Linked DNA regions of Homo sapiens: all the other regions are linked to region 4. Evidence: chromatin contacts called from ENCODE Hi-C or POLR2A ChIA-PET data. All regions are on one chromosome and are shown on one strand. Each heading gives the region's core, a stretch centred on a gene start or an enhancer-like site at or near the end of the contact. The rest is flanking DNA. Distances are from core to core; before and after follow the strand shown. Region 1 holds the start of ZNF548 (zinc finger protein 548). Region 2 holds the start of ZNF549 (zinc finger protein 549). Region 3 holds the start of ZNF773 (zinc finger protein 773). Region 4 holds the start of ZNF552 (zinc finger protein 552). Region 5 holds the start of ERVK3-1 (endogenous retrovirus group K3 member 1).

The links. A loop is a pair of places that touch in the nucleus more often than their neighbours do. ChIA-PET counts read pairs that join two places held with the same protein, here RNA polymerase II (POLR2A). Pooled maps may share reads with other maps.
Region 1: a map of naive thymus-derived CD4-positive, alpha-beta T cell shows a loop between it and region 4 (2.5-fold over the local background). The contact joins the promoter of ZNF548 here to the promoter of ZNF552 in region 4. A Hi-C loop is called at or near these places in 2 of 168 maps with a recorded cell type or tissue (CD8-positive, alpha-beta T cell and naive thymus-derived CD4-positive, alpha-beta T cell), 3 of 37 single-sample maps with no recorded cell type and 11 of 50 pooled maps. POLR2A ChIA-PET finds 5 or more read pairs at or near these places in 3 of 52 experiments (MCF 10A, activated T-cell and activated naive CD8-positive, alpha-beta T cell).
Region 2: a loop to region 4 is called in a pooled map, with 6 times the contacts of the local background. The contact joins the promoter of ZNF549 here to the promoter of ZNF552 in region 4. A Hi-C loop is called at or near these places in 11 of 50 pooled maps. POLR2A ChIA-PET finds 5 or more read pairs at or near these places in 3 of 52 experiments (A673, PC-9 and Panc1).
Region 3: a pooled map shows a loop between it and region 4 (6-fold over the local background). The contact joins the promoter of ZNF773 here to the promoter of ZNF552 in region 4. A Hi-C loop is called at or near these places in 2 of 37 single-sample maps with no recorded cell type and 7 of 50 pooled maps. POLR2A ChIA-PET finds 5 or more read pairs at or near these places in 2 of 52 experiments (PC-9 and activated CD8-positive, alpha-beta T cell).
Region 5: a loop to region 4 is called in a pooled map, with 19 times the contacts of the local background. The contact joins the promoter of ERVK3-1 here to the promoter of ZNF552 in region 4. A Hi-C loop is called at or near these places in 1 of 37 single-sample maps with no recorded cell type and 11 of 50 pooled maps. POLR2A ChIA-PET finds 5 or more read pairs at or near these places in 1 of 52 experiments (naive thymus-derived CD8-positive, alpha-beta T cell).

Annotation. Positions count from the first base shown.
Region 1 is chr19:57,385,437-57,391,509 of GRCh38, forward strand. ZNF548 (zinc finger protein 548) reads left to right here and starts at 4,418. Exons shown (of 4, transcript NM_001172773.2): 1 at 4,418-4,678. The coding sequence starts at 4,664. RefSeq lists enhancers at 3,976-4,055, 4,196-4,675.
Region 2 is chr19:57,524,985-57,530,874 of GRCh38, forward strand. It overlaps ZNF549 (zinc finger protein 549), which reads left to right and starts at 2,372. Exons shown (of 4, transcript NM_001199295.2): 1 at 2,372-2,622. The coding sequence starts at 2,590.
Region 3 is chr19:57,495,544-57,501,627 of GRCh38, forward strand. It overlaps ZNF773 (zinc finger protein 773), which reads left to right and starts at 4,395. Exons shown (of 4, transcript NM_198542.3): 1 at 4,395-4,570. The coding sequence starts at 4,538. It overlaps ZNF419 (zinc finger protein 419), which reads left to right. Exons shown (of 5, transcript NM_024691.4): 5 at 1-555.
Region 4 is chr19:57,811,932-57,817,294 of GRCh38, forward strand. It overlaps ZNF552 (zinc finger protein 552), which reads right to left and starts at 2,982. Exons shown (of 3, transcript NM_024762.3): 1 at 2,780-2,982; 2 at 1,363-1,489. The coding sequence starts at 2,812. RefSeq lists enhancers at 1-249, 3,257-3,306.
Region 5 is chr19:58,300,897-58,306,626 of GRCh38, forward strand. It overlaps ERVK3-1 (endogenous retrovirus group K3 member 1), which reads left to right and starts at 4,481. Exons shown (of 4, transcript NM_001396080.1): 1 at 4,481-4,549; 2 at 5,192-5,320. ZNF8-ERVK3-1 (ZNF8-ERVK3-1 readthrough (NMD candidate)) reads left to right here. Exons shown (of 7, transcript NR_144447.1): 5 at 5,192-5,320. It overlaps ZNF8 (zinc finger protein 8), which reads left to right. Exons shown (of 4, transcript NM_021089.3): 4 at 1-1,895. RefSeq lists enhancers at 4,203-4,472, 4,687-5,187.

The sequences.
Region 1 (6,073 bases), core at 3,168-5,667, 430 kb before region 4:
TTTTTGCATTCAATATACTCAAAATATAGACAATAGCAACTTCTACAAGAGTTGAAAAACATTGTGGGTACAGTGGCTCATGCCTGTAATCGCAGCACTTTGGGAGGCCTAGGCGGACAGATCACTTGAGGTCAGGAGTTCGAGACCAGTATGGCCAACATGGCGAAACCCCATCTCTAATAGAAATACAAAAAATTAGCCAGGCATGGTGCCACGCGCCTGTAATCCCAGCTACTTGGGAGGCTGAGGCATGAGAATCACTTGAACCTGGGAGCCAGAGGTTGCAGTGAGCCGAGATTGCGCCACTGCACTCCAGCTGGGTGACAGAGTGAAACTGTATCTTAAAAAAAAAAAAGAAAAGAAAGAAAAAAGAAAACACTGGAGAAAACGTTGGATTTTACAATGTATGTCTGGGTCAGTTAGTCTACCATTTCATATCCAAACTCATAACTAATTACAAACAGATGGAACCATTGAAAGCTTGCAAACTTTTAAATTATATTCATATAATTAAAATATAAGTAATAATTTATATTCAATTAAGAATAAATGGGGCCAGGCGTGGTGGCTCATGCCTGTAATCCCAGCACTTTGGGAGGCCGAGGCAGGCGGATCATGAGGTCAAGAGATCGAGACCATCCTGGCCAACATGGTGAAATCCCGTCTCTACTAAAAATACAAAAAAATTAACTGGGCGTGGTGGCGTGCATATGTAGTTCCAGCTACTTGAGAGTCTGAGGCAGGAGAATCACTTGAACCGGAGAGGCGGAGGTTGCAGTGAGCCGAGATCACACCACTGCACTCCAGCCCAGCGACAGAGTGAGACTCCGTCTCAAAAAAAAAAAAAAGAATAAATAGATTTTGATATCTCAAGGGAAAAAAAGTGATATTCCTATTTGTCTGCAGGGCAGAGCTGTAGTGGTCAGGCAGTCTCCTCAAACAAAGCCAAAACTGCTATTATATGAGCTTTTAGGAAGGCTGGCCTTCAGGGACTGAGGACTTTCAGAAGCAGCAGAGTTGAAAGACTGATGGACTTTCAGGTATGTTAGTGTAAATGCAACCATTTACCAACTGGCTTTCATAAACAGGATTACTGACAGGAGGCACTTGTGGATTAGTTGTTGCCAGCAGCCTGGGGCTGCCACTGATTGACCATCTTTAGTACTGGGCCTTACCCCCATTGGAAAAATTTTAGAATCTTGGCCTAACAATGATTTGCTAAGTTTCTGGTTAATTACTGGGGTGAAGCTTTTGCTGACTAGCTGACTTTTAAAGCATAGGTACACATCCCAAGTTATCTCTAATTAATGGTGGTTTCTTGTTTATGATTATGGATTTGGGGCAGAGATAAATTTTTTCCTTACTTGAACATAAGCCAGCAACTTAATTCTCATTCCCCATTTTTGGTTTCCCAACAGCCAGAATTTGTAAGAAATCATATGCTATGGTTTGGATGTTTGTCTCTTCCAAAGCTCATGTTGAAATTTAATTTCCAATGTTTGAGGTGGGGCCTAATAGGAGGTGTTCTGGTCATGAGGGTAGATCCTACCTGAATACCCCCACTTGAAGATGTGTAAATTCTCACTCTATTAGTTCCCAAGAAAGCTGGTTGTTGAAAAGAGCCTGATACACTCCCCACCCACTGTCCTCCTCTCTTGCAATATGATTCCTTCGCATTATAGCTCTCTTTCGTTTTCCACCATGAATAGAACCCGCCGAAGACCCTCACCAGATGCAGATGCCCAATTTTAAACTTTCCACACATCAACATTTTGAGCCAAATAAACATTTTTTTCTTTATAAATTACCAGCTTCAGGTATTCATTTATAGCAACGCTAACTGGACTAAGACATCATAAGTATTATCTAGATATTTGTTTGTGAGGATATGATTTTCAACTCATGTTGCCAATGAGTAATTTAACGGCCAGTTACAGTCTGAGAAAAATGTGTCTCCCACTGGTGATTCTTTGTAATATATTACAACCAGCTGATATGTAGGATATGTAGGCCATTCTGATAAGTCAATACAGGATTCAGGAAAAATCGTTATATATAGGTCATATTCTTAAACTGTGCCCAGGTCTTAATTAATAATTAGCAATGACACAGAGGGGACACTGCCATCAAAAGAAAAGATTAATGTTACAGTTCCCTGGAAATAAGAGGCACTGAACACCACACAGGCCACAAGAAACCTTATTACATACAGAGACTGGAAAGCAGAAAGAGAAAACAGAGTAACTGGAAGTATGTCTTTATAACTAAAGTGGCAGAGAATGATGAGGTAGAGATACCGTCGATGGGCAGGAAGGAAAAACACATTTTAGTGTTTGTGGTTGGGGGGTTTTATATGAGTTTCATGCACTTGAGTAAGTGGCTTGCAAGAAAAAAAGTAAACAACTTTGGTTCTATTAGTTTGACCCTGTGATTAATGAATATCAAACAGACAAATACAGAATCTAAGAAAACATAGAACAGTCCTGTATACACATAGCAGCTGGGAAACCTATTCCCAGTGTGTCCCATGCACCTATCATTGATCTGAAACCCAATACATATGTGCTCATTGAACATTTACTAGAGAAGTAAATACACATTATCACACAGCTTCTCTATTCATTTTTATCTGTGGCAAGTCTTTCAGTTTATCATCTGTACTTACCCCTCTAAGCAGTTAATGAGCAATGTTTTCAAGTGTGTAAAAAAATTACATTTTGGAAACAAAAGCATAGTGTGTCCAAGTGTCCAGCAGAGCCACAGGTTCAACTTCATTCTCTGACTTCTCAGAATTTGCTGTCTCTCACTCAAACATTGAGATCTTATCTTTTTCTCACATTACAGATCGATTTCTCTAGGGCTTCTGGTTTTTTTTCTTTTGGAATAACCTACATAATTACTAATAGATTTCGGTAATTTTTTTATTTCACAAGTGTTTTTCACATTTCGACTCCCTGTGCAAATACAGTTGTAAACACAGGTGAAATTTTAAATCACTTCTGAGGAAGAAGATAACATCATGGAATTCCACACCTTTTTTGAGGATAAGATGTGCATATGCTTCAACTATGAAAACGGTAGACAATGTTGTCCAGAAATGGCATGTATCAGCTGCTCTTGAGAAATAAAAATAAAATTCTAAGCACCCCCTAACTGACTGAATGGATGCCCTCTTGACCATGAGAACCCTAGAATAACTTTGGAAGCTGAATTCACCACTATAGAGGAACGGGAAATCAGACACACCTCATTATATCCCCTACCACACTACAATCATTAGGTTTTCTTCCCTAAGGGCTAAATAGAAATCAACCTTTTCAGAAGACTACTAGCTTATCTTCCAAGGTACAGAACAGAGAGAAGATGAGATTATTCATTCCTTCATCCTTCTCTGAGACATCTTCTTTATTCCCTTTTCCCCTCACGTGTTTACTCTATCTTATGTAAAATGTAGATTTACTGGGCACTAACTAAAGTTTCACATGTCTGTAATCATTTGTCTCACTGCCAACCCCTCTTCCTTTTTAAGGAAAATGTATAATAAATACTAAACCTCCTAAGAACCTCTTTGGAAAAACCAGCCACAGATGCTTCTGTGACTTACATTTTTCTGGATGTGCCCTTAGGCTGGTCCAGTAATCCTCCATGATTTGTGACTTATGCCTCAATCACTCATTTTGGTCGTCACTCTCATTTTCAGATAGGATTGTGATTCTTAAAATAAATGGAAAATATCTCAGATATGAAGTAGTAAGTATTATTAGAATAAAAGCGTTGCACCCTTCGTAGGAACACAATCGCTGACTCTACAGTCAGGTAAGATGTATTCTCTTTGATCCAGAGGCATAGCTTCACCCTTTCAACCTACTTCAGCGTCTCCTGTCATCCTTCCTACAAATTCCAGTCCATAGCCCTAACTGCGTAGTCTTTCTTTCTTCTTCTGGACCAAACATATTGAAGCTTACTAAACAGACGCCAAAGCGTAACTGTATGTGTATTTGAAAAGCAATAATATGGCTGGCAGGCATGAGTAGAGGCAGACTGCCTTTATGGTATGGGGTGTCTCTTTGGACCTGTAGTTATTGGGAATTAGCTGTGCTTAATAGAGTCTTAAGTAATAAGTTGCTAACATTTCTGTAAATATCCTATACTACAATCCAAAAAAATACCGTATGTTGCCTTTAAGAGCAAGCCAAGCCCCCTCCTGTCTTTGGAGTCGGGGACTCCGTTTCCCAGCTCCCCTGACAGTGCCACTGGGCCTTTATCTGCCATATAAGGACTGATCAACGCTCTAAGACAAGTCCGGAAGCGGTGTCGAAACTTCATAACCCAGAAGACACTGCAGCTCTCGGCGGCACGACTTACCCAATAAAGGCTTAGAAGGGGACGTTTGCGTGCGTGCGCACCGTCGGAGGGCGGGACTTCCGCCGTCCTCCTGGTGGTGGTCGTTTTGGTTCTGTGTGGTGTTTCACCAACTTCGGCCTATGGCTCTGTCTGACGTCACCGAAGTGACGGAACGGAAAAGCGCGAGAAGCGGCTCGGTTCCCACCACGGAGAGGCGGGAGTGAGTCAACTGACAAGCGCTGGGGACAGTGGCGTCCTTGTCTTGCCTTTGTCGCTCCCGCCCCGCTCTTCCCTGGCTGGGCTGGCGGAGGCCTTGCTGATGAACCTGACTGAGGTGGGTGTCCCGTCCCAGGCTCCCCCGCCCGACCGGTCCTCCCAGTGCTGAAGCCCCCTGAAGGGGCCCTGCAGGTCAGGCCCCTTGTCCCGAAGAGAGGGGCGTTCCTGTGTGGGGTCCCCGTATCAGCCGATTTGATGCAGCCTCAGAGCTCCCGTTAGGGACCTCAGGTTCAGAGCATGGAGGCGCTGCCGAGTGGGCTGTGTTGGGGCGTCAGGGGTGTGTGTTGTTTCTGCGGGAAAGAGAGGGTTTTGTGAATTCTCGCTTGGAATGGCAACCTGAGCAGCCAGTAACCATGGAAGGTTGTCAAGGGAGGGACAGTTGGAGGGGGCAGGTCCAGAGTTCGAAGTTTCAAGTTAGGAAAACCAGGTTAGGAATGGACACAGGGAGACGCGAAAAGGCCCTGAGGCCACTGCAGTAGACCCAGGAGAATTATGGTTGGGGCTGGACCAGTGACAGTAGAGGGAGATGTGATGAGATTCTTCATAGGCCTGAAAGATAGGGCCCGTAGGTTTTCCTGGTGCTTCAGTTATGTCTGAACAAAGGCAGTGAAGAACCGTTTCAAGTGTTTGTTTTGTTTTTTGTTTTCTGTTTGAACGTTTGGAAGAATGGAGTTGGGGAAGTCAGCATAAAGAGCAGATTTCCGGGAGAAGATCACAGGTTGGATTTTGGACATGGTGATTCTCAAATGTCTCAAGATGGATATGTCACACAGACAGGTGGACATAAAGGTGTGGAGTCTGAGGAAGGGGATTGGGTTGGCGATACCAGACGGATGGAGGGCTTGGACTGGGCCAGAGAATGGTCTGAGGATCAGATTGAGTAGGTCGGTCTCGGGTTTTTTTTGTTTGTTTGTTTGCATAAATTTAAGGAGTCAAGTGCAGTTTTGTTATATGGATATATTTGCATAGTGGTCAAGTCTGGGCTTTTAATGTATCCATCGCCTGAATAATGTACATTGTATCCATTAAGTAATTTTTCATCACTCATCTTCGTCTCATCCTTCTACCTGTTTGGAGTCTCCAATGTTTGTCATTCCACACTCTTTGTCCATGTGTACACATTATTCAGCTTCCACTTGTAAGTGAGAACATTTGGTATTTGACTTTCTGTTTCTGAGTTGTTTCATTTAATAATGGCCTCCAGTTCCATCCACATTGCTGTAAAAGACATAGTTTCATGCTTTTTTTTTTTTTTGTGGCCTAGTGGTATTACCTTGTGTATATATATGCCACATTTTCTTTACCCAGTCATACATTGATGGATAATTGGTTAATTCCCTATCTTTGCTATTGTGAATAGTGCTGTGATAAAAATACATGTTTTTTTTAATGTAATGATTTATTTTCCTTTGGGTAGATGCCCAGTAGTGGAATTGGTGGATTTAATGGCAGT
Region 2 (5,890 bases), core at 1,122-3,621, 290 kb before region 4:
TCTGCCTCCTGGGTTCATGCCATTCTCCTGCCTCAGCCTCCCGAGTAGCTGGGACTACAGGCGCCACCACCACGCCCGGCTAATTTTTTGTATTTTTAGTAGAGACGGGGTTTCACCATTTTGGTCAGGCTGTCTCGAACTCCTGACCTCAGGTGATCCGCCTGCCTCGGCCTCCCAAAGTGCTGGGATTACAGGCGTGAGCCACCACGCCCGACCCGTAAAACTCTTAAAATAAGAGGATCATGGCCGGGTGCAGCGGCTCTTGCCTGTAATCCCAGCATTTTGGGAGGCTGAGGTGGGCCGATCACCTGAGGTCGGGAGTTCGAGACCAGCCTGACCAGCATGGAGAAATCCCGTCTCTACTAAAAATACAAAATTAGCTGGGCGTGGTGGCACATGCCTGTAATCCCAGCTACTAGGGAGGCTGAGGCAGGAGAATCGCTTGAACCTGGGAGGTGGAGGTTGCAGTGAGCCGAGATCGTGCCATTGCACTCCAGCCTGGGCAACAAGGGCGAAACTCCATCTCAAAAAAAAAAAATAATAAAAAAATAAAAGGATCAGAAATAAATAATAGTGGAGACAAACGATTGTGATGCCCTACCTTGTTTTAACCTGATTGTCTCTCTCAGCTGAGAGAGCCAAACAGACTCCATTTTTGTTTCTTCACTTGCAGCCCCCTTATCCCCCTCCCTTAAGGACATAACTAGTGCAAGCTGACTCCAAGCACATCCAGGAATGCACTTACTGATAGACACTGAGGCACGCTGTACCAGCAGCTCCTAGGAACGCACTCAGTTAATGGTACCCAAAGCCCCTGCGTTTATCACTTTGTGATAATTAAGCCCCTGCACCTGGAACTGTTTATTTTCCTGTAAATGTTTGTGTAACCATTTATCTTTTAACTTTTTGCCTGTTCTGCTTCTGTAAAAATTGCTTCAGCTAAACTCCCCCTCCCCTATTTAGATCAAGGTATAAAAAGAAATCTAGCCCCTTCTTCGGGGCCAAGAATTTTGAGCTCTAGCTGTCTCTCGGTCGCTGGCAATAAAAGGACTCCAGAATTAGTCTCAGAGTGTGGCATTTCTCTATAACTCGCTCGGTTACAACACTATAGCCAAAGATTACATTCATAAAGATATTTTTACAATATAGGTGTCTTATTTAATATGACTCCAATCTAAATGGTAATTTTTCTAACCTTTCTTAAGTAATTATAAAATGTCAAAATTATAAACAATTAAAAACTAAAGAGAAATGAAGACAATGGATAGCAACAAAAGCTAATTGCTAAATATGGGGGAAAAAAGCCAGGCATGGTGGCTCATGCTTGTAATCCCAGCACTTTAAGGCAGGCGAATCACTTGAGGCCGGTTCTAGACCAGCCTGGCCAACATGGTGAAACCCTGTCTCTACTAAAAATACAAAAATTATCCGGGGGTGGTGGCGCATGCCTGTAGTCCCGGCTACTCGGGAGGCTGAGGCAGGAGAATCGCTTGAACCTGGGAGGTGGAGGTTACAGTGAGCAGAGATTGCACCACTGTACTCCAGTCTGGGCGACAGAGTGAGACTCTGTCAAAAAAAAAAAAGGAAAAAAAGAAAAGAAAAAGAAGATATAATGTTTCTGCAATCTCATTTCAGTTCCACTTATGATAATAGATACATTATGTAATTTAAGTCACTAACACTTGAGGGCAAAAAAACAGAATAAACACAAACGTGTGGGATAAGGGGATGCTGACCCCACTGTTAGTGATCACCTTGGTTGGAGACCCAGGTTTTATCATACAGATGAAGCCTGCAGGTAGCAAGTTTCAGAGAAATAGATTGTAAATGTTTCTTATCAGACTTAAGGTCTATGCTGATGTTATTGCTGTAGGGGTAGAATGAGGCATGTCCAACCCCTTCTTCCATAATGGCCTGAACTAGATTTTCAGGTTAACTCTATAATGCTGAGAGGAGGGGGTCCATTCAGATAGTTGGGAGGCCTTTGAATTTTATTTTTGGTTATAGTTTCTACATTAAAAAAAAGAAAAAAATTAAGGGTCGCGTCAATTCTCAATTGTCAACATTTTTAATGTATTGTATGCAATATATGTCAACTTTTGTGTTGAGAAATGAAGATCAAATCGTATTCTTTTATCCTGTGTATGTAATAGGCTTTGCTGACCCTAGTTTGATGGGTTTTTTCCTTTGTCCTCTCTTTCTTGGATTGAGTCCTCACAGCGCGGCGGACTGCGGCGTGGTAGGAACTACACCACCCAGAATACTGTGCGCCGAGCGTGCCGGGGCCTTAGACCAATCATTGCCCAGGAAAGGGGCACCTCCGTAAGTGCGCAATACGCCAGAATCTTCCGGCGTCTTTCCGGTGGTGGTCGTTTTTGCTGCCTGCGAGCGCGTCCGCGGGCTGGGCGTTTCCGGCTCGCTGGGTCCGGGCCAGGTAACTGGAGCCGGAAACCGGTGGAGGTGGTGTCCGCCCGCAGAGGAGCTTGCCTGGTCTCGGTCTGAGCGTCGCCCAGCGATTTGCCACCGCACGCACGCCGGATCCCGGGCTTTACCGCCCGCCTTTCCAGGCCCCGCCCCGCCTAAAGTCCCATGGCCGAGGCAGCGCTAGTGATTACGCCGCAGGTGAGAGCGGAGTCCTCGGATCCTCACCTGGGTCCTGAGGCCCCGGACTGGGGTCACCTGCGTGGGTCTCTGCAGTTCAGGCCTCTTCTCCAGGACAGCGAGGAGTTCTGGGTGGGGTCCTCAGAGCTGACGGGCGGTGAGGTGAAGAAGGGAGAGCGTTGCGTACCGTGGGGGCTGCACGCGCAGAGCCTGGGAGGTGCGCCGGGGTCGCGAGCATTCGGAAACTTGGGGGCGGACCTGTGTCTGCAGGGAGCAGAGAGAATGAGGAGAAGAAGGCACGGCTGCCATGGCAGCCTGAGCAACCGGGGTTTTTAATTCTGAGTCTTTGGGAGCCATGGAGGGTTGTGAACTAAAGGAGAACACGATCTGAGTGAGGGTCTGAAAAAATATTTCAAAGGCAATGAGTGGAGAAAACAGACTGTTACGGAGTGATGGGGGTGGACGCAGGGATACTGGTGAGGAGACTGCTGTAGTAGGCTCCAGGAGGATTATGGTGGATTCTGGACCAGACGGGTTGCTGAAGGGACCTAAGTAATAAGAATCTTGGTAGATCTTAAAGGTAAAGCCAGCAGGATTTTCTGCTCCATCATTTGTGCCTATGAGCAAAAGTGGGAGTGAAGTATGATCCCAAGTTTTTCTTTTACCTGAACATCTGGAAGAGTTGACAAAGAAATCTGGTGAGGGAGCAGGTTTCAGGGAAATAGTAGGAGTTGAATTTTGGACGTGGTGTTTCTAAATTGCCACAGAGTGAAGTTGTTACATGGGCAGTTGGAATCATAAGTAGAAAATTCATGGGAGGGGACTGACTCAGTGATGTGTAAATGGAGACAGGCTGGGGCGTAGACTCAAGCCAAGCCTTAAATTTAGACGGGAAATCTTAAGGTTTTACTTTGAGATGAAGAGAGGGAGGGCTGAGGCTGGAGGCTGGGAAAGTGTGGGTCGGCCTTGGCGAAGCTGCCTGCAGATAGGAGGGCCATGGGGTTCCGGGGGTACTTCCAAAGGGAATGTGTAAGGAATACACACTGCATAGGATGGATTTGAGGGTGGGACACTGTGTAGAGTCACCATTCAGAAGACTTGGCGAACTGTTCACTCTATGTGGAGCCAGAGAAAGGTCAGCCAGACTAGCAGAGAAGCCCAAGCCCAGCAAGAGCAGCTCTCCCAGGAAAATACAAGTTTAGACTGTATAGATTTAACAAATTAAATTTATGCAAGCAATTAGTTAACCGAATAAAATGTCACTATAACTCTGTGCTCTAATAAAAAATAAATGTTTGTTTTTTGTCATGCTTTCCTGGCACAGAATTCCTAAAATCGTTGTAATTTCCTCAGTGAAAAGTGTCTTGTGATAAGTCATGGACCGCATAACAACAGTGTTGACCACATCAGTGACGGTGGTCCCATAAGATTATGATACCATATTTTTACTGTACCTTTTCATTTTCTTTCTTTCTGATCAGGAGGCAAACTGCATTTTCTAAGTTTATAAATGTTTAAATGCACAAATAATTATCACTGTGTTACAGTTGCTGACAGTATTTAGTATAGTAACTTGCTGTACAGGTTTGTAGCCTAGGAGCAATAGGCTATACCATTTAGTAGTTGAACAATGAATGTCTGAACAGTAGTTCCCCCTTATCCTCAGAGGATACCTTTCAAGAACCCCAGCGGAGGCTTGAAACTGCAGATAGTACCCAACCTATATATACTATGTTTCTTCCTAGACTACATACCTGTAATAAAATCCAGTTTATAAATGAGGCAGTATAGGAGATGAACAATAATAACTGGAAATAATATAGAACAGTTATACTTTATAAGTTAATAAAAGTTAAGTAACTGCAGTTGAGACAATAAAAAAGCAAAAGTTAAATTATAAAAAACATGTGAATGTGGTATCTCTCTAAATATCTTACTGTACTATTCACCCTTGTGATGAAGAAGGGACTAAACTCGATAGAGTGAGATTTCCTCACACTACTTACAATGGTGCACTGTTGGCCAGCGCAGTGGCTCACACCTGTAATCCCAGCACTTTGGGAGGCTGAGGCAGGCAGATCACAAGGTCAGGAGATCGAGACCATCCTGGCTAACATGGTGAAACCCCGTCTCTACTAAAAATACAAAAAATTAGCCAGGTGTGGTAGTGGGCGCCCGTAGTCCCAGCTACTCCGGAGGCTGAGGCAGGAGAATGGTGTGAAGCTGGGAGGCAGAGCTTGCAGTGAGCCGAGATTGCACCACTACACTCCAGCCTGGGCGACAGAGCGAGGCTCCGTCTCCAAAAATAAATAAATAAAATAAATAAATAAATAAATAAATAAAGGATGGTGCACTATTTAAAACATGAATTGTTTATTTCTGGAATTTTAATATTACTATTTTCAGACTGAAGTTGAAATTTAATACTTATAATTTTCACACTGAAGTTGAGTGTGGGTAACTGAAACTGCAAATAGCAAAACAGCTGATAAGGGAAGACTTCTATACTTGAGTTTTATGAGATGGCTTAGGGTGAGCAGACAAGGTGGAGTCTCTAGATAGCCTCAGAGTGGAGTCAGTCACCAGAAAAATCAAGTGATTATAGAATTTGAACTTTGAGCCCCACCTCTGGCATCCAGGGAGGGGAGCAGAGATCTGGAGATTAGGTTATATAAAATCTTGAACAATGAGTTCTAGAAGCTTCAAGGTTGTGAACACTTGGAAGTGCTGGGAGAGTGACGTAAGAGAGCGTGGAAGTACTCTGCCTTACCCCCTCTCCCAGTACCTTGCCATATGCATCGCTTCCATTTGGCTGTTCCTGAGTTACATCCATTATCATAAACTGGTAAACATAAGTAAAATATTTTCCTGAGTTCTGTAAGTGGTTCTAGCAAATTATTGAACGTAAGGAGAGAGGTCATGGCAGCCCCCAAATGTGTAGCCAAGTGGAGAAAATTACAGTGGTCTGGACATTGGCTTGCAATTGCCATATGAAGTGAGGGCAGTTTTGTACGACTGAGCCCTTAAACCTGTTGGTTTAGCTGCAACTCCAGGTAGTTAGTGTTAGAATAGGATTGAATTGTAGGACACCTAGTTGGTATCAGAATCAGAGAATGGTGTGGGAAAAGACACTACATATTTATTATCAAAGAAGCACAGAAGCCTCTCATAATTTGAAAAGATACCACATTCACATAAAGACTTAAATGGCAAGTAAGAAACACCAGAGTTTTAAAAAATGTTTACAGAAATCTTAATGCAATAGTCAGTACTAGCTAAATCTTAGCAT
Region 3 (6,084 bases), core at 3,145-5,644, 310 kb before region 4:
GTGAAACTCCCTCTCAACTAAAAATACAAAAAATTAGCTGGGCGTGGTGGCGGCTGCCTGTAGTTCCAGCTATCCTGGAGGCTGAGGCAGGAGAATGGTGTGAGCCCGGGAGGCGGAGCTTGCAGTGAGCCGAGATTGCGCCACTGCACTCCAGCCTGGGGCACAAAGCCAGACTCTGTCTCAAAAAAAAAAAAAAAAAAAAAAAAAAAAAAAAAAAAAAAAAAAAGCCTTATGTGAGTATGCTACTGTAATCTTATGAATCTTTTTAAATATCCAACTTCTGAAATATTTGTAGGTTTAACTACAAATAAATAATTCAATATATAGATAAATGTGTACATATTCCCTATCTTTACTGAGAGCCTAGCAAGCCATGGCATTCCAGTAGTTTTGAGCACATTTAATACCCAGTTATTGGTTTATATCATTTTTTAATAAAAGGAACCAGAACTCCTTAGAGAAGAGGCTGTTTTCAAGTTGTGGCAGAAAAGGTACAACATGATTTGAGGAAATACTGCATTGGAAAATAAATAAATGTTCACAGAATAATGTTGACATATTAGCTTTTTATTGCTATCCTGACAAATCACCACAAACTTATGGTTTAAACAACACAAATATAACAGAAGTCTCACTGGGTTAAAATCAAAGTGTTGGCATGATTATGTTCCTTTCTAGAGTCTCAGGGAGGATCTGTTTCTTGCTTATTTCAGTTGTTAGCATATTTAAGTTCTTCGTGGTTGTAGGACTGAGATTCCTTTTTCTTGATGGCATCAGCTGAGGGTCATTCCTAGGATATATAAGAACTTTTATGAAAAAGGAAGAAGTAATACCAATTGTATACAAACTTCCAAGAGGACAAAGGTTCAAAGAATTCTGGACTATATGAAAGTTAGCATTAACAGGACACTAAAGCAGGCAATGACATTAAACAAAACTATAGACCAATAATCACATGAATATAGACACAGAGCCTTAAGAAAATTTTAGCAAATTGAGGCACTCGTCCTTCAAATCACCCCCTTGGGTCTCTTCCAAGCATACTTGCCTTTCTTTCCTGTTCTAAAGCCTTTTTAAATAAACTTGCACTCATGCTAAAACAAAACAAAAAGACATTTAGCAAATTGAATCCAGCCATATACAAACAATAATAAATCATAACCTAGTGAGGTTTATCAATAATACAAGTTTGATTCAACAATTCAAACTCTTTATTAATCTATATTAGCAGACTAAAATGAAAATCTCAAAATGTAATAAAAGCATTTTACAAAATTCAAAACTAGGTTATGATACATGCAACAAATTAAACAAGATGGTGATTTCTTCAACCTGATACAGCACATCTATGAAAAACAGCTAACAGCACATTTGATATATATGTGATCAAATATTTGATAAGCTGATTTTCCCCAACATTAGGAATAACATAAATACGTCAACATTCATCACTTCTCATTAAAAAAAAAATCTAATGATTGTAAAGGCAGAACCCAAACTGTCTGTATTTACATATGACATGATAATGTTGAAAATTCGAAATTATCTACTAAAAAGCTACTAGATCTAATAATTGAGTTTAGCAAGGTCCTAAGATAAAAAGGCCAGTGTATAAAAAGTAGGTGTCTCTACTAGGTTGGTATATAGCTAGCAAATACATGCTTGGCAACTGAAAAAATGTACTTCACAATAGCATAAAAATATGAAATATTTAGAAATAAATTTAACAAAATATGTTCAAGAACTTTAAAACATTCCTGAGAGACATTAAACAAGGCATAAATAAATGACACAAGAAGTTCCTGAATCTGAGACTTAATACTTTGAAGTTGTCAGTTTTCCTTTAACTATCCTAATAAAAACCTAATCTTTTAAATAAAAATTTACAAATGTATTCTAAAAAGTTACATGGAAATACAAAGGGCCTGGACTAATTGCCAAAACAATTTTATAAATAAGAATAAGTTTGAAAATCTTTATGACTTTAGGACATACAAACGTACAGTAATTGAGAGTACAGTATTAGCTAAAGGACAGAGATGAACAGAAGAGAACAGAGAACCCAGAAATACACTCACACAACACTCTATTGTCAATCTCTTTTCAAGAAAGTTGCAAAAGTAGTAAAACAACTTCAGAAAACAGTGTAGCAGCTTTAAAGGTAGCATAAGCTTACCATATAGTTTAGGAATCTTACCTATTGGGATATCCCCAAGAGAACAAAAGCATATGTTCTAGAAATACTTACACTTGCATGCTCAGCAGTTTTATTTATAAAACCCAAACACCAGAATTTGTTTTTAAAACACACACACACAAACTAAAATTTCCGTGAACAGAAGAATGAATAATCAATTATGGTATATCTTAACATAAAATACCATTCAACAACATAAAAGAATAAACTATGAATACAAGTAAAAATATCATAGATAAATCTGAAAATCCCTGAGCCAAGTGGAAGAAGCCAGACACAAAAGTTGACATACAGTATGATTCCATTTATATGAAATGAAGAAGCTGCAAAACTAGAGTAAAAGAATGCAGATCACTGGTTATTGAGCCTGCGGTCTGAGGGGGAAGGTTCTGACTGAAAGAGTACAGGAAAACGTTATCAGGCAATGGTAATTTTCTCTATCATGACTGTGTTGGTGGTTTCATGACAGTACAGCTGACCCTTAAATAACACAGGTTTGAAATGCACAGGTCCAATTATATGTGAATGTTTTTCAATAAATATACTGGAAAAAATTTTTGAATATTTGAGACAATTTCAAAAAACCAGAATTCATTGAAATAGGTATGCCAAGAATGCATAACACAAAATATATGTAGGTTCTATTTTATCATTACAAAACCAGAGCGATATTTTCTTTTCTTTTTTTTTGTTTTTGAGACGGATTCTCTCCCTGTCGCCCAGGCTGGAGTGCAGTGGCATGAACTCCACTCACTGCAAGCTCCACCTCCCGGGTTCATGCCATTCTCCCGTCTCAGCCTCCCGAGTAGCTGGGACTACAGGCACCTGCTACCACACCCGGCTAATTTTTTGTATTTTTTAGTACAGACGGGGTTTCACCGTGTTAGCCAGGATAGTCTCGATCTCCTGACCTTGTGATCCACCCGCCTTGGCCTCCCAAAGTGCTGGGATTACAGGCGTAAGCCACCACCTCCCTACTCTTTCTACCCAATAAATATGAAGGTCTGTGGAAGCTCAGGGCCCTTCCTCACTAGAAGCAAGAAGCCCCCTGACCCCTTCTTTAAAACAGATTTATTTTGCCTTTGTTTTCATTTCTGCATTCGTTCCCCTTCGTTCAGTCCCATAGTAACTGTGACAGGAATATGGAGCAGAAATGGATGAAGGGGAGAAATTGAGGGGGAGTTGGCTTATGGGTTTGCTGCCTGTTGTTGTGCCTTTACACCAATGTTGGGTCCTTGAGGAAGGAAAGAACACAAATGAGAATGGGGTGAAAGAGGAACGTAAATCCTTGGGCTCCCCTACTCTCTCATCACCTACATCCAGAATTCAGAGCCTTTTCTTATTATCATACATCAGGCATTAATATTGGGTGTCCCCTTGCCAAAGGAAATTTAGGAAGGTATACGTGGCTTTGCCCAGTGAAACCTCTTTATGGTGGCCCTGAAGATCCTCTTCAAGTCCTTCAAAAGAAGGAAAGATTGGAGTATCAGCTGCAGGAAACTGAAATCCAGGCCCATCTCCAATTACAACAGGTTCCAGATGAGTCCGAGAGTTCTCGACACTCATTTCTCCTCCATCTCCTACTCCATCATCTCCATCTCCATCTTCTCCATCATCTCCATCTTCATCATCATCTCCATCTCCATCATCTCCATGTCCATCATCATCTCTATCTCCATCATCTCCATCTCCATCATCTCCATCTCCATCATCATCTCTATCTCCATCATCATCTCTATCTCCATCATCTCCATCTCCATCATCTCCATCATCTCCATCTCCATCTCCTACTCCATCATCTCCATCTCCATCTTCTCCATCATCTCCATCTTCTCCATCATCTCCATCTTCTCCATCATCTCCATCTTCATCATCTCCATTTCCATCATCTCCATCTCCATCATCATCTCTATCTCCATCATCTCCATCTCCATCATCTCCATCATCTCCATCTCCATCTCCATCTCCATCATCTACCGTCTCCAATCTCCATCTCCGAAGTTATGCCCACTTCCTCGAAGTTTGGAGCCACGCGAACTACACTGCCCAGAAGGCGCCGCGCCGTGAGCCGCGATGCTTGGCCAATGAAAAGAGGTCTACCCGAGAGTGCGACGCGCAATGGGCGGGACTTCCGGCGTCTCCCCTCGGCGGTTGCTTTCGCTGCCCTCAAGAGAACTCAGCTTGCCGGAAGCTGGTTGTTCGCTGCGGCGACCAGCTCCGGAAAGCGCGGTGGGGACGCGCTGTGTTCTCGCAGCTCAGAGGCGGGTCTGAGGCTCGGTGGCGGCGCCCAGGGTGGCCCGGGCCCTTTCCTCGGTCGTTGTCTCACCGCCACAGGCTCCGATGGCGGCGGCCACGCTGAGGGACCCCGCTCAGGTGAGCGCCGCGTCCTCCCGGCCTCCCCCGAATCCTAAAGCCCTGTGAGGGCCGCCTGCTCAGGTCCCCGGGTGCAGAACTGTGGGGCGTTCGTGGGCGGCGTCCCGTTTCTGACACGCAGTGTGATGGGGTGGCAATGGAGGGCAAGGGGCCCGGCTCGCAAAGATGTGAGGCGCATTCAGCGAGTCCCGAACCTGAGGCCTCCTGGTGTCTGTAGTGGGCAGCTTGGGAAGGGACGAGGCGCGTGTCGAGCGACAGCCCGAGCAGCTGCGCTTTCATCCTGAGGGGGCCACAGTGGCCGCGGAGGGCTGGAGACAGAAGAGTGACAAGATCTGTTTCTCAAAGTTTGCCAAAGGCCCTTCAAGTCAAAACAGACTGGGGTGGGGGTGAGGCGGGTGAAGACAGACCTGTGAGTAGGTAAATTCAGTAGACTAGTGGAGAGTCTACTGGGACTGGGCCACAGAGGAGGGGAAGTGATCAGATCTTGGATGGATTTCAAAAACTGAACAGACGGGAATTCCTGTTGCATCAGATGTGACTGTGAAAGAAAGTAGGGAATGAAGAGCCATTCTGGATTTTTATTTGTATTTTTGTTTGTTCCTGAATATCAGGAAGGATGGAGATGGGTAAGGCTGTGCAGGGAATAGGTTTTGGGCATGGTGATCCTGAGATGTCCCAGAGTGGAGGTGTCATGTCCACATGAGCAGCTGGAAGGCCTGGGGCTCGTATTTAGGAGGGAGAATCTTAAAGTTTTCTTTCAGATGGTCCCTGAGGTGAGGGAAGGGAGAGATGGGCCTGTAGGATGGGGCAGCCTCTACAGCCTGGAGTTTCGTGGTCCGAAGTGATTTTGTCTGGTGCCTGCAGGAATGGAGGGTTATAGAGTATGAACACCCAGGACTGGATGGAGACCGCAGTGTTGGGTAGTATATAGGTTTGCCACTCCAGGCTTAGTAGTTCCTCATGTCCAGTCCATATGGAGAAAAGGAAAGGTCAGCCAGGCTGGTGGAGCAGCACCTTTGGTGCCTAAGTTTCCCTAGCTATCAGCACAGGTGGGATGATCAACTGCTCCAGTAGAAGGGAGGGCTCTCAGCAGGATGGTCTTCAGGGGAGTATATAGCAGGCAGCCAGATTGCCAAAAGGAAACCCACATTGTCTTTCTTTTTCTTTCTTTTTTTTTTTTTTTTGAGACAGAATTCTGCTCTTGTGATCTGCCCACCTCGGCCTCCCAAAGTGTTGGGATTACAGGCTTGAGCCACTGCACCCAGGCAGAAACCCACATTTTGAAAACCTACCAGTTTATTTGCACTGAAAATGTTGACAGAAGCATTAATTATGTGTACAGTAAGAGTTGATATTTAGTCCTAGACACATAAGAATGAGTTTGATACAAACAATAGTCCTATTGAGTGAATACCATTATTGCCATGTTGCAGATGGCAATACCAAGGCACAGGGAAGTTGAGCATTTTTCCAAGGGCACACAACAGGTAAGAGGCATCACTAAGAACCAAAGC
Region 4 (5,363 bases), core at 1,732-4,231:
GGCAGAAGAATTGCTTGAACCTGGGAGGTGGAGGTTGCAGTGAGCCAAGATCGCACCACTACACTCCAGCCTGGGCAACAAAGTGAGACTCTGTCTCAAAAAAAAAAAAAAAAAAAAAAATTAGCTGGGCATAATGGCATGCACCTGTATTCCCAGCTTCTCAGGAGGCTGAAGCAGGAGAAGTGCTTCAGCCCAGGAGGCAGAGGTTGCAGTGAGCAGAGATCAAGCTACTGCACTCCAGCCTGGGCAACAGAACAAGACCCTTTCTCAAAAAACAAACAAACAAAACCAAAAACAAGAATGAAGGAGAAAAGACGATACAGAAATCATGTGTGCTTACTTGTCTGGCCCCAAAAATACTACTGAAATAGAAGAGGTTTCTGTCATGATTTGAATAAAACTCTTGACATCATGCACCACTGTCCTAGGATGCTATTTTTCAGGGACTCAGAACCCATAATGCTGAGGCCAGATTCATTTGCATCTTCTGACCACAGAAGATGATCCCACCACCAAGATAACCAAGTACATGAGACATACATGATGTAAGAACAAAGGGAAAGACAGAACAAGGAAACAGCCAACACTGGCTTAGAACAACTCAGCACATGACAGCAGACAGGAAACAATATTACAAAAAGAATTTCTGTTTTTTGAGACGGAGTCTTGCTCTGTTGCTCAGGCTGGAGCGCAGTGGCACAATCTCAGCTCACTGCAACCCCTGCCTCCTGGGTTCAAGCTATCCTCCCACCTTAGCCTCCCAAGTAGCCAGGATTAAAAGCGTGTGCCACCACACCTGGCTAATTTTTATATTTTCAGTAGAGATGGGGTTTCACCATGTCGGCCAGGCTGTTCTCGAACTCCTGGCCTCAAGTAATCCACCTACCTTGGCCTCCCTGAGTGCAGAAATTATAGGCATGAGCCACTGCACCAGACCTATGAAGAGAATTTCTAAGGACGGTATTACAAGAACAGTCTATAGTCTATGTAGGCAGTGACAATGTCAATGAAGACAATTCCTGGCACAGGGAGGCATGAAGAAATAACAGGTAGAGGAATGAATTAGATCCCGAACCTGAAATCTGGATGAAATCACACAAACATCCACAGGACAAACAAGGTAGCCTGCATTAAGTTGCCTGTAAGACTTCTGACTCTGAATTCTTCCCTGGGAGCTCAATAGCAGGTGTTGGGGCTGCTCCAAGAATGGAGAGGGCAGTATGCATACCTCAGTCCTACCAACCAAGAACTGAAGTAGGAAGCTGTGTCCATGCTCCTGACATGAGAAAGTCTTGCCAATAGAAAAAGAGGGGGAAAGACAGAGACTAGCTCAGGTCACAGGGGTGAGTGTGGGCAACTTACCCAGGGAGGACATAAGTGCCAGGTTCTCCAGCGTCACATCACGGTACAGGCATCTCTGAGCCTCACTAAGGAGATTCCATTCCTCCTGGGTAAATTTCACAGCCACGTCTTCAAAAGTCACTGTGCCCTGTTATGATGTTGACAGATGAAACCACAAACCACCCCTATGCTGAGGTATCACAATCCATCTCTCCCACACATCTACTCTCGCACATCCTCCTCTCAAGGTCCTCAAACATAGGAGAAACTAGGCCCACTGGTCATGGGGTACAGCCACCAACAACAATAGTTAGTTGAACAAATAGGTATCTGTGCGGTGGCTGTGATATAAGAGTCCACCCCCTCCTGACAGGCACTTCCCCTAGTATGGCCGAGGTCATGGAAAGCCCAATGTGGCACCTTCAGCACAGCAGAGATACCCTCTCTGAACGCACCTCATTCTTTTTTTTTTTTTTTTTTTTTTTTTTTTGATACGGAGTCTCGCTCTGTCACCCAGGGTGGAGTGCAATGGCGCGATCTCGGCTCACGCAACCTCCGCCTCCCGGGTTCAAGCGAGTCTGCTGCCTCAGTTTCCCAAGTAGCTGGGATTACAGGCATGCGCCACCACGCCTGGCTAATTTTGTATTTTTAGTAGAGACAGGGTTTCTCCATGGTTGGTCAGGCTGGTCTCTACCTCCGGACCAACCCGCCTAGGCCTCCCAAAGTGCTGGGATTACAGGAGTGAGCCACTGCACCCGGCCCCACCCTCCACTTTCTTGTATGCGTTCCTTAAATGCTTCTACAGCCATAAAGGCCTGAGGGAAGAGGCTGACTTTACAGGACTGTGTCCCTGATAGGATCTGGTAAGCTCAGGCCTCCCTGAACGCTTTTGTGTCCACGGAGCCAGGTGACCTTGGACTATTGTCTAACCTGCGTGTCTCAGCACAAAGTGTCATCTCTACCACCTATATGATCTACAAGGATTCAATCTCAAAGGGCCCCAACGTCATCCCCTCTCTACTCTGTTATTTATTTGGCCTTTAGGAAACTTTAAAAGCCTGGACTTTGATCCAGTCCCTTCTTTCTTGGAAATTCTCCTATTTCTAGTGTCCTCGCAATGATTTCACAGCCCCCAGCCTCCTTGCTTTTCCAGGAGGAGTTCCGCCTCACAGGTTGTTCCCTACAGGCGCCTGTGGACCCCAGGTTCCATCCTCCCGGATCCGTCCATCTCCAGGCCATTGCCCGCGCCCCTCCCTGTACCTGTCGCTCTCCCCACCGCATCCCACGGGTGTCTGAAACAGGGATCCCTCCCGAGAGCGCCTCAGTGTCCCGACGCCGGGTCCGGGTTGCAGAGCCGTAAACAGGTGCCGCTCCCTCGCTGCTTTAGGACTTGTGTGACTAGGAGGTGACCGGAGAGCACGGAAGGCGCCACAATTACCTGAACGGGGAACCTTAGCGCGGCCGCCGCCATGGGACCACGTGGGGTAAGCTGGGTTGAGAGCAGCGGGCGCCGTTAAAGAGCTGCAGAGTCACGTCTGTGCAAAGAGAAGAACGACTCTCGACCTCCTGGATCCAGTCACCACCACGGTCCCAACACAGCGCTCCAAGGACTCCCTAACGCCAATGGAAATGGTCGCTACTAAAGGGCGCCGGGAGTCCCGCCTCTACCTTACTTGCGCACACGGAAACGCCTTCAATGTGAACTCTCACTGGCTCTGCCGTGCTGTCATTTGACGCAGAGCTTTCTGGGTAATGTAGTTTCCCAGGTTCCAAGGCCGTAAAGAGAGAGATTCCCAGGGGCGCTTCGGAAGGAAAAGCCCAGCTCCACCTCCGGGGCCCTCAGGGAAGCCTCCTGACCCGCACGGTGGCGCGCGCCTGTAATCCCAAATTTTGAGAGGCTGAGGTGTCAGGACTGCTTGAGCCCAGGTGGTCCAGGCTGCACTGAGCTATGACTGCACCACTGCACTCCAGCCTGGGCGACAGAACCTGTCTCAAAAGAAAAAGAAATGTTAATTAAGCGTTTGTGCTGTTAAGGGAGGAGACCACCTCTCATATTGTTTTATGCCCAATTTCTGCCTCCAAAGAAACAAGTAAAAACTAAAAGGCAGAAATGAAATCCACAGGCAGACAGCCAGGTGCCAACCCTGGGCCTGGTTAAAGATCGACCCCTGACCAAACCGGTTATGTTATCTATGGATTCCAGACATTGTATGGAAAAGCATTGTGAAAATCCCTGTCCTGTTCTGTTCCGTTCTGATTACCACTGCATGCAGCCCCCAGTCGTGTACCCCCTGCTTGCTCAATCGATCACAAACCTCTCATGTGGACCCCCTTAGAGTTGTAAGCCCTTAAAAGGGACAGGAATTCCTCACTTGGGGAGCTTGGTAGTTGGAGATGTGAGTCTTGCCAAAGCTCCAGGCTGAATACAGCCCTGCGGCTTGTCCTGCTACATTTCTTGGTTCCCTGACTGGGAAGCCAGGTGATTAACAGATAGTCGAGGCAGCCCCTTAGGCAGCTTAGGCCTGCCCTGTGGAGCATCCCTACAGGGGACTCTGGCCAGCTTGAGGGACGCAGAACCTGAGAGCACTCCCGGGTAGGCAATTGCCCCAGTGGAACACCTCGCCAGAGTGGCGTGTGGCAGGCCCCCACAGAGGATCAATGCAGCGGCTGAACACTGGGAAGGAACAGGCACTTGGAGTCCGGACATCTGAAACTTGGTAAGACTAGTCTTTGGAACTTGCCCACTCCATTTGAGTGGAAGGGTGGCCTGATCACCCACGGCATGCCTGTACCGGCACTTTGGTTTTTGTTTTTGACTTGATTTGGATTGCTTGATACTTTCGTTTTGGTTTTGACCTGGCTTGGATTTCTGGATACTCTGATTTGGATTTTGATTCTGGTTTGGTGTAAACGGTAAAAGTGTATGTGTGCCCTTTTTACCTGTTCTTTGTTTTGTGGTGTGCGTGTGGTGTGAGCGTGGTGTTTTGTCTCAAAGAAGCATGGGTCAGGCACAAAGTAAGCCCACTTCACTAGGAACTATGTTGAAACATTTCAAGAAAGGATTTAAGGGAGATTACAGTGTTACTATGACACCAGGAAAACTTAGAACTTTGTGTGAAATAGACTGGCCAGCATTAGAGGTGGGTTGGTCATCAGAAGGAAGCCTGGACAGGTCCCTTGTTTGAAAGGTATTGTGTCCAGAATTGGTTCCTTCCGGTGGGTTCTTGGTCTCGCTGACTTCAAGAATGAAGCCGCAGACCCTCACGGGCAGTGTTAAAGTTCTTAAAGATGGTATGTCTGGAGTTTGTTCCTTCAGGTGTTCAGATGTGTCTAGAGTTTCTTCCTTCTGGTGGGTTCGTGGTCTCGCTGGCTTCAGGAGTGAAGTGGCAGACCTTCGCGGTGAGTGTTACAGCTCATAAAGGCAGTGCGGGCCCAAAGAGTGAGCAACAGCAAGATTTATTGCGAAGAGCGAAAGAACAAAGTTTCCACAGTGTGGAAGGGGACCTGGGCGGGTTGCTGCTACTGGCTGGCCAGCTTTTATTCCCTTATTTGACCCCACCCACATCCTGCTGATTGGTCCATTTTATACAGCGACAGAGTGAGACTCCACCTCAAAAAAAAAAAAAAAAAAAAAAAGAAGAATCTCATTTTGAAGCCAAAACCATCAGAGTGACCATTCCAATTATGTGCTGAGCATAATTCCATCTCTTAGACATCAGTGCTAACATTTCTCTGAGGCCCTAAGTTTTTTCACCATCTACTGATGTTTCCTCAGAACTACTTCTGTCAGAACTGTTGAATAATTACCTAGTCAGTGTTTTTTGTTTTTTTTTTTCACACAGAGTCTCGCTCTGTCGCCCAGGCTACAGTGCAACGGCTCAATCTTGGCTCACTGTAACCTCTGCCTCCTGGGTTCAAGTGATTCTTCTGCCTCAGCCTCCTGAGTAGTTGGGATGACAGGTGCGTGCCGCCACGCCCAACTAATTTTGTACTTTTAGTAGAGACGAGGTGTCACCATATTG
Region 5 (5,730 bases), core at 3,231-5,730, 490 kb after region 4:
TGCAGAGCTCCATCTCCTTGCATTGTGGGGTTCCTTCTAACTCTTCAGGGACTTCTCAACCTCCCGTCACCCTTCCTAAATGCTGGGGTCCTAGAGTCCACCTTGTGCTCCACGCCCTCCCCAGGTGTCATCTACATCCCTAGCTTTGTGCTGCTCACCACCAAATCAGTCTGGTGCTTCTGAGATTTGGGCTTCAGACCCAAACAACTGCTGTGTGCTACTGGGCAACTCCCCGAGGTGTGCCGAAAGCTCCCCAAACCCAGCCTACCCCAAACAAAACTCATTTTCCACCCAGACTAGTCTCTGCTTCCCTGATCCCTTTCCTGGAGGCTGTTTCCACTTGCCATCCCATCATGGAAGCCAGAAAACCAGTCTTCTTGACCTCTCCCCTTCCCCACTCCATGGAGTTAGAGGTCCTGTTGATTTTGCCATGTAAACATTTCGGATTTGCTTACTTCATCCCCACTGCCACCAACAGTGCAGGATGGCCCTAAGAGGAGAAGTAATGTGCTACCAAGTGGCCCAGCCAGAGTGTGAACCAAACAGTCTGGTACCAAAACCCTATTCTGGATCATTCCTCCTTTCTGCTCCACCAGCAGTTTGGGGCACAGGCTTGGGAATCCAGACAGGAAAGCTCCTCCCCTCTGAAGCAGTGGGACCAAAAATGACAGCATGGTTCTAGACAGCTCTGGAAGTCAGGCCTGTGATTGCCTCATTCCCTCCACCTTGGCCCCCAAAATGGCCAGTCCTGAAGGGGTCACAGTTGATACTTCTCTGAGGGGGCATGGGGTTGGCTGAGGTTATAGCAGCCCCACAGGGTGGTAAGCTGGGATGAAGCAATCAACTGGAACTCAACAAGCCTTGAGTTCTCAAAGGGGGTGTGGGAAGGTTCTTATACATCTTCTATGAAGGGCAGTTTATCAGTCACTAAATTACAAATACATAAACCCTTTGTCTCACCAAACCTGCTGGGAATGAATCCTACATATATATTTATATGTGTGCAGGCTACATGGTTTTCATTATGCTATTGATTTTAAAAGTAAAAATTTGGAAAGAACCTCCATGTCCACCATGGGGAACTGGCTAAGTCATTTATGGTGGAATGGTGATCATAAAAATTCATTAAAAATGAAGACTCTATATACAGCTTGAATATTCCTTATCGAAATGCTTGGGACCAGAAGTGTTTCAGATCTTTGCATATTTTCTGTTTCTCATTTCAGTTCACATTTTCTAAGCATGATATTCCTACTGATTTCCTTGTAGATATTTTGAAACAGATAAGAAACTCCTCCGTGGAAATTACTGTTAACTAGGGAAAAGACATGTTTTTTTCTGTTCATAAAAGTAATGCGAGTTCTTTGTAGCAAAACTTGGAAAATGCATAAAAGTAAAAAAAAAATGAAAACTTGTGTAAAATTCCTCATACTTTAGCCATCCATAGATGGTCCTTACCATTAGGATTTTACTAATTTTCCTTGCAGCTTTTTCTTAAAATATACACGTGTGTCTACACATACATAGTGTACACTAAATTTTACATACACACAGAGGAATATATATGTGTATAGTTATCTTGTGTTTAGAAATTTGGAATCCCTTCTAGTTGTCTTGTAACATGTGCTTACTCTATTTTGAGGATTTTCTCTATGAATTTCATGTAGCTCTTTAAATTAACTTTCAGGAGGATTGTAACAATGTGCTCTCCACCCAGTATTTTACCAGCCTTGAGTTTTCTCAAAGGGGGCATTGGAGGGGTTCTTATACATTTACAGTGGGAATGTGAATTGATACAACTTCTGTGGAGGGCAGTTTATCAGCCACTATCTAAATTACACATACATAAACCCTTTGTCTAAGCAAACTTGCTGGGAATAAATCCTACACATATATTTGTATGTGTGCAGACTGTTTGTACATGGTTTTCATTATGCTATTGATTTTAAAAGTCAGAATTTGGAAACAACCCTCCATGTCCACCATGGGGAACTGGCTAAGTCATTTATGGTGGAATGGAGATCATAGCCTTAAAAATGAAGACTCTTTATATACAGGTTGAGTATCCCTTATCCAAAATGCTCAGGACCAGAAGTGTTTCAGATTTCAGATTTTTGAATTAGGGATCCTCAAACTATACTAATGTGAGAAAGAGCTCTAAGATAGTTAAGTAGATAAAAGCAAGGTGTCAAACTGTAGAGTATGTTTCCATTTATGTAAAGAAGAAACAGGCTAGGCAAGGTGACTCACGCCTGTAATCCCAGCACTTTGGGAGGCCGAGGCGGGTGGATCACCTGAGGTCCGGAGTTCAAGACCAGCCTGACCAACACGGTGAAACCCCATCTCTACTAAAAATACAAAAGCTGGGTGTGGTGGTGCACACTTCTAATCCCAGCTACTCCGTAGGCTAAGGCAGGAGAATCGCTTGAACCCAGGAAGTGGAGGTTGCAGTGAGCCAATATTGTGCCATTGCACTCCAGCTTGGGCAACAAGAGCGAAACTCCATCTCAAAAATAAATAAATAAATAAGAAACATTTGTTTATATGTACACACATAATCTCTGAAAGGGTAAAAGTGGCATACTGGTTGGCCAGAAGAATTGGGAGGACAGTGATGAGGAATAATTTTCACTCTTTATCATTTTATATTTTTGGAATTTTGAAACATGTAAAATTATTACCAGTTCAAAAAATAAATTTAAACAAAAATCTTAACTGTTTCAAATTAAAGTAAGTTTGATAATTTCTTTCATTGTTTACTGTCTGCATCCCCCATACAGTGTTCACATGAGCAGAGAGTGTGTGTCTTGGTCATATTCATACTTGTTCTATATATACTCGTGTGTGTGTGTGTGTTCAGTTGACAGAAACAGTTGAGTGTAAAACAGCTTCAACTCGATGATACCAAAGATACAAGATAAAGGTCCCTGGAGGGTGGCTGTAGCGCACACATACATTTCCAAGTTACTTTGTTAAATTTCCTGTATCAATGAGCCCCAATTATGAGAGCCCCCTACATACAAGTTTTAGCCAATAGCCAAGTCCCCCATTTCCAGTGTTATCTTCATGTCCTCCAAGGTATTCAAGTTGTTTCTGCAATGGGTAACTGGGAAGAAATCAGCATCCAGTCTGAAAAGCAGTCTCCCATAGGTCTTTTGTAAGGAGATCCAACATGGACATCTTCCAGAATGCACTGTACAACATGGTAGCCACTAGTCATGTATAGCTATTTAGATGTAAATTTTTTTAATTAAAAAAATTTTTCATTTATAGCAACAGGGACTCACTGTGTTGCCCAGGTTGGTCTCGAATTCCTGGGCTTTAGTGGTTCTCCCACTGTGGCCTCCCAAAGTGCTGGGATTACAGGCGTGAGCCACCATGCCCGGCCCAGAGCTGATAGAATTTTTAAAGTCCCCCTGTGATGATCTGACTGTGGTAGGAGTAGGGAGGTGTAACCCGAGTCAGTATGCACATTGGGAGCCTCCTCCACTAGGTCATACAGGCCTTCTGCGTGTAGATGGAATTATCATGTCCCACACTGTACCCCGGCACCTCCCTCGATTAAGGTGATTTGCATCATGCAGGGCCTGCCTGTTATCAGAGAGTCTCCTGGACATACAGAAATAGGAATGTACAGGGACTGCATACACCTGTTGCTCAATTTCTAGCTAAATGGCTGGAGGTGGGGGATAAAGAAATGGCATTCATACGGTGTAATACTAGCCATGTTTCAGAAAGTTTTCAAAAAATGTTTAGTGGAGAAATGTGCAGGGTCAGTGGAAGAAAACCTGTAAAATTATATTATGATTGTTTTATACTCTATACGGACAAGCCTAAATTGGAGGGCATTTTGGAAAACTCGCTTGGATACATGAAAACTGCCAAGATCATTATAAAGAAACAACAGGATCCATTCTAGATTGAAAGCAACTTGAAATGAGACAGTAGAGTGTAATGCGTGTTTAGTTTGTGCTTGAATAAAAGACGAAAACTACGTAAGACATTGGGACAACTGGAGAAATTAGCATATGGGCTGGGGATTGGGTACAGGCTTCAATGTCGTTACTTGGGTGAGTTGAAGAATGTACGTGTTCTTAGGGGACATCTGCTTAAGGATATACAAGGTTCAGGGGGGAAAAATATCTCCAAACGATATACTTTTATATCTATGTGTGTACATGTGTGCGCGTAGAGAAAGAAAAAAGTACATACGCTGTATATTTCAAAGAACATATAAAACCATGGATGTCAATATACTTCCCTTCCGGTGCGCTGCCTGCGCAGAACCGAGAGGTTCTGACGATCCGCAGCTCCCACGCTCCCCTTCCGGCCCCGCAGCGCTGTGAACTCCATTTCCCAGAAGGCCTTGTATCCCGTGCATGGCCGTTTCCAGGCAGGAAGGCGAAGGGCCTTCTGGGAGGTGAGGTCCTGGGCGGCCGCTGGCCACCAGGCGGAAGTGCGTACCGGAAGTGCCGGCGGCAGTGTGTAAGACGCTCACGGGCGCGCGGACTATCGGGCGGCTAGGCTCTCTGAGGAGGCTGCCACAGTGGTGAGTGGTGTGTGGAGGAGAGGCGAGGGTGATTGTGAGGGATGGAGAGGCGCCCGTGGCCTAAGTGTGCTGATGGTGGGAGTGAATGAGTGGACGGGTGGGACCTGTGAGGGGAACGCGACCCCGGGTCGGCGCGGGCAGAGAGGCGCGCGGTGCGTGAGGGCGCGACCTGCCATGTCCTGCCGGGTGTCACCGCTTATGCGCCCGTGGGAGGGGAGCATTCTGTGTTGGAGGCAGAAGGAATGAGGGTCGTGACCAACTCATTATACCACTGGAGGCTCTATGAGCAAACCGCAAACTGTTCTCATGAAAGCAGGATGTTGGTAAACTGACAAACTGCGTCTGCCGCCAGAAGGAATGCTGGGGGCAGTCATGTCCCAGGTCCCCTGCTCCTTGAGGTTATCTACAGGAACATCTGGAACCTGCTGAACAAAGAAAGCAGTCATGTGGGCCTGTGTTAAATCAAATAGCTGACCGTCAGTTACCCTTTCCTCCCTATTCAGTCTACCTAACAAATATGAAGGGCTGTAAAAGCTCAGGGCCCTGTTCCCTAGAATCTAGGAGCCCCCTGACCCCTTCTTTCAAACAGATCCTTTTGTCTTTGTCTTCATTTCTGCCTTCGTTCTCCTTCGTTTGGTCCAGAAGCAACCGTGACAAGTGGTGCCCGACCAGGGACCTGAACGAGGAAGGTCTGCCAGAGCAGAGAAAGTGAAACTGATCAGACGAACTACGAACCCCTGGACGGGAGAGTCTGCCGGCGGAGAATATAAGGTCAGTTCCCTGAGAAGGTATCGGGAGCGGGAGGTTTCTGAATCAGGGTAACATGGGGCAGAATCTGTCTGTTGAGGAGCAACATTATGTGCAGCTGCTTAAAGTTTTACTTAAACAATCTGGTGCTCGGGTTAGTTCTCAAACATTAAGCTTCTGCAGGAGGTTATTACACATAACCCATGGTTTCTGCAGACAGGTACTCTTGCTGTGGAAAATTGAGACTGAGTAGGAGAAAGATTGAAACGAGCTCATCAGAAAGTTCTTAAAGTGGATCCTTCTATTTTCTCTGCTTGGGGTTTGGTCTGTACTGTCCTCCTGCCATTGTCCTCTTCTTATTCTGCCAGACAGCAGGTGCTATGTTCTGAATCTCAAAAATTGAAAGAATCTTTTGTCTCACCAGCAGCGCCCAT